Regions from separate parts of the Homo sapiens genome. Here region 1 is linked to region 2. A link is a loop called in an ENCODE intact Hi-C map of the cell type or tissue named here. Cell type or tissue: chondrocyte. All regions are shown on one strand. Each heading gives the region's core, and the rest is flanking DNA. Links, peaks and the distances in the headings are about the cores only.

Evidence for each region. A loop is a pair of places that touch in the nucleus more often than their neighbours do. Peaks named below come from ENCODE experiments on the same cell type or tissue, not always from the same donor. Only the 100,000 strongest peaks of a DNase experiment are listed, where the experiment ranks them.
Region 1: a loop joins it to region 2, with 12 times the contacts of the local background. A loop is called at or near these places in 31 of 110 quality-filtered maps.

The regions. Positions count from the first base shown.
Region 1 is chr10:107,408,437-107,411,364 of GRCh38, reverse strand. No RefSeq gene overlaps it. Among named protein-coding and RNA genes, the nearest start is that of SORCS1, 250 kb to the right of the region's middle. In chondrocyte, for the core only: a CTCF peak has its summit at 1,655 (motif pointing left); no DNase peak of the experiment used is centred there.
Region 2 is chr10:107,813,442-107,816,369 of GRCh38, reverse strand. No RefSeq gene overlaps it. Among named protein-coding and RNA genes, the nearest start is that of LINC01435, 250 kb to the left of the region's middle. In chondrocyte, for the core only: CTCF peaks have their summits at 1,174 and 1,380 (motif pointing right); no DNase peak of the experiment used is centred there.

The DNA.
Region 1 (2,928 bases), core at 247-2,746, 410 kb after region 2:
TTCTCTAGGAATCATCAAAATGTTTATTTTGGACCCAGTCTGTGTTAGTCCATTTTCACACTGCTATAAAGATGCTACCTGAGACTTAGTAATTTATAAAGGAAAGAGGTTTAATTGACTCCCAGTTCCATATGGCTGGGGAAGCCTCAGGGAACTTACAATCATGGCAGAGGGCAAAGGAGAAGCAAGTACCTTCTTCACAAGGTGGCAGGAGAGAGAGAGAGCAAAGCGGAGACTGCCACACACTTTTAAAACCATCAGCTCTTGTGAGAACCCACTCACTATCATGAGAACAGCATGGGGGAACCGTCCTTATGATCCATTTATCTCCCACCAGACCCTTCCCTTGACACCGGGGGATTGCAACTTGAGATGAGATTTGTGTGGGGACACAGAGCCAAACCAAATTACAGTCTATATTATGCACTGTAACTACAAATAGAAGGAAAACATTAGCTGTTCAGTCAGGAAGTTTATGGGATTGCAGGGCCCACAATATAAGGGAATTTTTTTCCTCTTCATCCTAAAGACTACTGGAAGTCTTTGAAGTATTTTAAGTAGGAACTTCAGAAAGATCTTTGAATCAGTGGTTCTCCTGCAGAAGGAAACCGAGAGAGAAGGGCAATATTAGGAAACAGAGACTCCATTAGAAGTTTCTTGCAACATAAAAATAATGAGAGATTCCACAAAATTACTTGAGTGGAGACTGAGAAGTGGCTGCAGGGGTCACTGATATTAGGAGGATGTGATGTGGAGGCAGCTGGGAGAGGATTTTCAGAAGGAGAGGGCGGGATTGAGATCTATCTGGAGGTTGTATCAGCTCTGCTCTATAACTGACTAGATGTGGAGGGCGATGAGCAGAGAAATTGAGTATGATTCTCAAGTTAATGGCTTCCATCACTGGCTGGGTGAAAATGGCAGACAGTAAAGAAAGTAAGATAGAAGACAGTGCAATCTGTTGTGTTTTTGGGATGGGTTAGTCAAACTCATTGTGGTGGAGATAACTTCAAGACCCTAGGTGAAGGTGCCCAGTAGATAGTTGAGGACACTGGTCTCTAGGGAGAGAGCTGTGGGCTATAGATATAGACCTCTGACTGAGTAGTATATGAGTTAATATTACACGAAGTGTCACTGTAAATGAGACCCCCTCAAGGAGAGTAGGTAGAAGAGAAGAGAATCCAGAGTGAGCTCCGGAGAGCAACAGCATTTAAGATGGAAAAGAAGAAGAGCATGAGAAAGAAACACATTTAGAAGTCAAGATGAGGACGATGAATGGGAGATAGGTGAAAAATTTGGGAGAGCCTACCGAAGTATGATTGAGGAAAGAAAAAGTATTCAACACTGCAAGGTGCAAATGAGTGTTAAAGTGATGAAGCCTTCGTAAGTGATAGGATTCTTCAGTTAGGGTGCCATTCACAGCCTTAATTAGAGCAATGCCAGACACTTTACTCAGATAATTGCATTTAATTTATACAGTAGCTGATGAAGCAGGTAATATAATCCTAATTTTACAGATGAAGAAACAGTAGCTTAACTAACTGACTCACAGACATGCAACTAGTTATCAGCAAAGCTCAGATTCAGACTTAGGAAAGCCGATGCTGAAAACTGCACTCTGAATAACTAAGCTCTACGGTGCCACCCACTGACGCATCTAATTAATTTCAATTCAGCATGTCACTTCACAGTTTAGGGTTTTGTTTTGTCCTCTAATTTTCCATAAGCACAAATATTAGTTCACCAGCACTATTCTAAAGCATCATCAGAACTGAGTGAGACATATATGTTGCTGTGTGTTGGCGTCAAGTTTTTAGCCAAAAGCAAGGTAGTCCCCATAGGTGTCCCGTAAATTCCATTAAATACATGATATTGAAAAGAAATGAGCATTTGAGGTGTTAGAGTAAATGCAGATCAGCCAGGTTGTCCTCCAATGACACACATAGCAGCTCGAAAGAACAATGCCAACTATTGACTGTGCTCCCTGGTCCTAAGCATTAGATCATTGCGTTTCTCTAATGATTTATGTGTGAAATTTCCAAGGTTATATGAATAGGCCACAAACAGACTTTGATATACCCATAATGGGTTAATAATGCATACTCCATACTTAATGCATAAGAAAGTAAACCACAGAAATTCCACAAAAAAGGACAAACATCTCTGGTGAGCAGTTCCTCTGAGCTTAGAGTCTGGAACATACTATTGTGGAAGGAAAATGCTTTTAATCTTCCTGCTGATGAATAAATCACAGTTTTTAAAAATATTTTAAAACATTTGAACAGCACCACCCCAGGACTTCATACAAGCTCTATTTTTCAGTTCCATCAGCATGCAAGCCATTCTCTTAATTGTGTACATAACCACGTACATAAGCAATGCCATGGATTTTGCACACTTCTGAACAATGGGCACCCTAGATATCTTGCGTGTAATACCGGCTGCCATGGTGCAATTAGAGGAGAAATAAATCTTACCATCTTGATGACAGCCTGTGCATCCAAAACCAGGCAATATAGATGGCTTTGAGAAAGCGGAATCTTGTATTCTTTGACAATGTAATTATTATGCTCTGTCAGCTCATTTGACTTTTTCATAAAAATCACTTAATACTTCACAAGGATATTACTTTTGCCATCAAATATCACTTTTGGAAATGTTAGTAATTTAGGAACTCCTATATTAAAAATGGCTAATTCAGTAAGTACATGAAATGCCATAATCTGAGAGGCCTTCTAACCTAAAAGATTTCCCCCTCCCCAAGCTTTATTAAGATATAATTAGCATACAAAACACTGCACATAATTAATGTATCCCATTTGGTGAGTTTAGACATATGTAAATTTTACTCCTGTTACCATCACCACAACCCAAGTAATAAATAGATCCACCGCCTCTAAAAATTGAATACTTCAGTCCCACTGTAAGACG
Region 2 (2,928 bases), core at 149-2,648:
GTTTGAAAAGATCACTCTTTCCACAATATGAAGAATGGCTTGGGGACAAAAAGTGGGAGACAAGATGCCAGGCTGCTGCCAAAGCCCTGGGGAGATGGTGATAGCAAGGACTGCAGAAGAGAAGAGCAGAGTAGTGACAGATTTAGCAGGTGAGAGTGTCAGGAATCACTCATGATGCCAGCAAAACGGGTGATGCAGGAAAGACATGTGAGGATGATTTCCAGGTTTTCAGACTGCTCCCCTGTGGGAAAGGTTATGTCCTTTTTGAAGTAGAGAGTGCTGGAGGAAGAGAAATTAGCAGGGAGTTTGAGTTTGTTCTAGGCCATGAAGAGTTGAATTATGACATAGAAAAGGTATTTGAATGTACAGCTAGAGTTCAGAGTAGATATCTATACTGAGTTTGAAAGCAAAAATGAAGAACATTTAAAAATTTTATTTGTGTTTCTCCAAGTGTTTTTTTTAACACTACTTGTATCAGAAGCACTTGCATATCTCTCATGACTCAATAGTTCTCAGACTTTAACATCCCTCAGAATCACCTGGTTATAGTGAAGTGAGGAAGACAAAAGCTCTAGAGTTTGCTTGCTTCGGTTTGAATCAGCTCTGACACTTTCTAGAATAAATTTGCACAACGTGGTGCTTCTGTGCCTCTATATCTTTCTCTAGAAAATGGGGATGATAATACCTACTTCAGTTGGGTTTCTTGAAGCTTAAATACAAAAACAGGGACATAAGGAATTAAGCTAAGTAAGCTAGCACACATAAAGGCTTTGGAACACTTAGTGGCACTTAGTAAACAGTCAAAAAAGGCTGGTGTAGCCATGATTGTTTTCCAGATAATTTTTTAAAATGCAGATTCATGAACGGCAAACAGGATTATGATGTTGACATCGAGTTACAGAGCAAAGTGAGCATTTCAATGTGGATTTGGTGGTGGTTCAGACTGGAGATAGATGATTAATTAGCATTCAGTGACTCTGGGCAGGATAATCTTGGACTCTACCACGCCTATTAAATCACAATCTCTTGGTTCGTAGGACAGGAAGTCGATATTTCTGAATAAACTCTCCAGGTTCTGGTGATGCTGATCCACTGCCAGGCTTGAAAGTGGTTATATATTAGACAAGATCCTGTGATTCTTGTTGTGTCAGGTCTGGTTGTTCATGAAAATGTGCAGTCCTCCTTAAGATGTTACTTTTCTGGGAAGCAGGTGGCCAGCCAGAAAGCACACTGGGTATGGGGTGTGAGCACATGCCTAGCACTCAGCAATGGACATGAAAGGAAGCGATGTTTATCACTTCTGGGCCAAGGCTTCTAAGAAGCAGTGGTGTCCTTTCCACCCTGTTTTTCCCCTTTGGCTCATGGAAGCAGAGGACAATGAGCACTAGGGGGAGCCGTAGCCATAAGATGAAAGGAATTGAGGGCATGGACTTGCTGATGGTAGGATAGTCTGCTGTCACACAAATGAGGAAAAAAAGCTTCTAATATGTTAGGGAAATATTGGAAATTACTTGTAATGGCAGTTGGTGTTACTCTGATAGGTGCTTTTAAACATGAGACTTCTGTCTAAGGCAATATTTATCCAAAACCTATTGATGGCAAGGGTCACTCCATCACAATCAATATGCTAGACTCTTATGATACAATGAATAAAAAGATATTTTGTTTGGTTCTTGGAATATAACTATCTGAACAATCCCAATTTTTCGTTGTTTCTGGTTGTTATTGTTTATTTTTTATTTAAAGTAGAATAATTACTAAAAGTGTGAATTAGGAGGAATCTTAAATTTTTCTGAGTAAATACGTATTATAAATTAGCGAAAATTGGTAGCTTTCTCTTTGGTATCAAAGCTCTTCGATGGCGCAGGAAAGGATTCGGTGGTTTTGTCTGTCTGAAAGTAAGTGATTGGTCTCTCTTCTGTATCTCTTCAGACAACCAAACGCCTGTTTTTGTAAAATAAAAGAATGTGGTTTGTATCTAGATCATTACTTAAACTAATAAAAAAATTGCCAAGCAGTGTAAACATCAATACTTATGAATTATTACCCTAAAGAATGTTGGCTAAATTTACATATAGATTAAACTTAAATTTATGAAATGTGATTTTCTTTCATTCTGATGACTTAATGTCATTTGTATTTTATGGGCAAGGTTCCAGCACAAAATGTTCTGTTTTTCTATGTGACTGAGGACATGGAAGACCTCACCACTTGATAGACCCCATGACATTAAATTGCAAATTGAATTTGAGATGGCAAAGAAAGAATATGTTGAGGCTTAGAAATTAGAACGACATGGGGGTAACACACATGGCCTGAGAAACTCACAATGAAGCTTCTTCCTCTTGAAAAGAGGTTTACAGAACGCAGTTTTTATTACTGAGGCCATATGTTTGATATCAGCCTTTGATTAACACCCGCCCCACTTGTTCTTTTCATGGAGAAGACATGGATCTCCTTTCCTGGAGTTTTATTATATGAAAACACACACACACACACACACACACCATTAAATTGCAAATTGATTTTGAAAAGCAGCAAAATGACATGGTAGAAAGTGACTGAGGCCTAGAAATTAGGATGAGGCAAAGTTAATATGTTACCTGAGAAATTAATAATCATCTTTCCTGCTTGCTAATGAGAGTTTACAGACAGCAGGTTCAATTATTGAGGCCGTATGTTTGATGTCAGCCTTTGATCGGCACTGACTCAGCTTGTTCTCTGCAGGGAAAAGTCTTTAATCTCCTTTTCTTGTAGTCTCTTACACATACACACCCCTCCCACATAACTTGACCGGATAAAAGAGAAATCAGACGCTTATGTTTTCACTTTGATTGTTCATGCTTTAGATTGAAATGGCTTTCCTATTTTGACGGTGGTGACAAGACTTAACTTTTTTTTTTCTTTTGTTGTTTTTCCCCCAAGGGC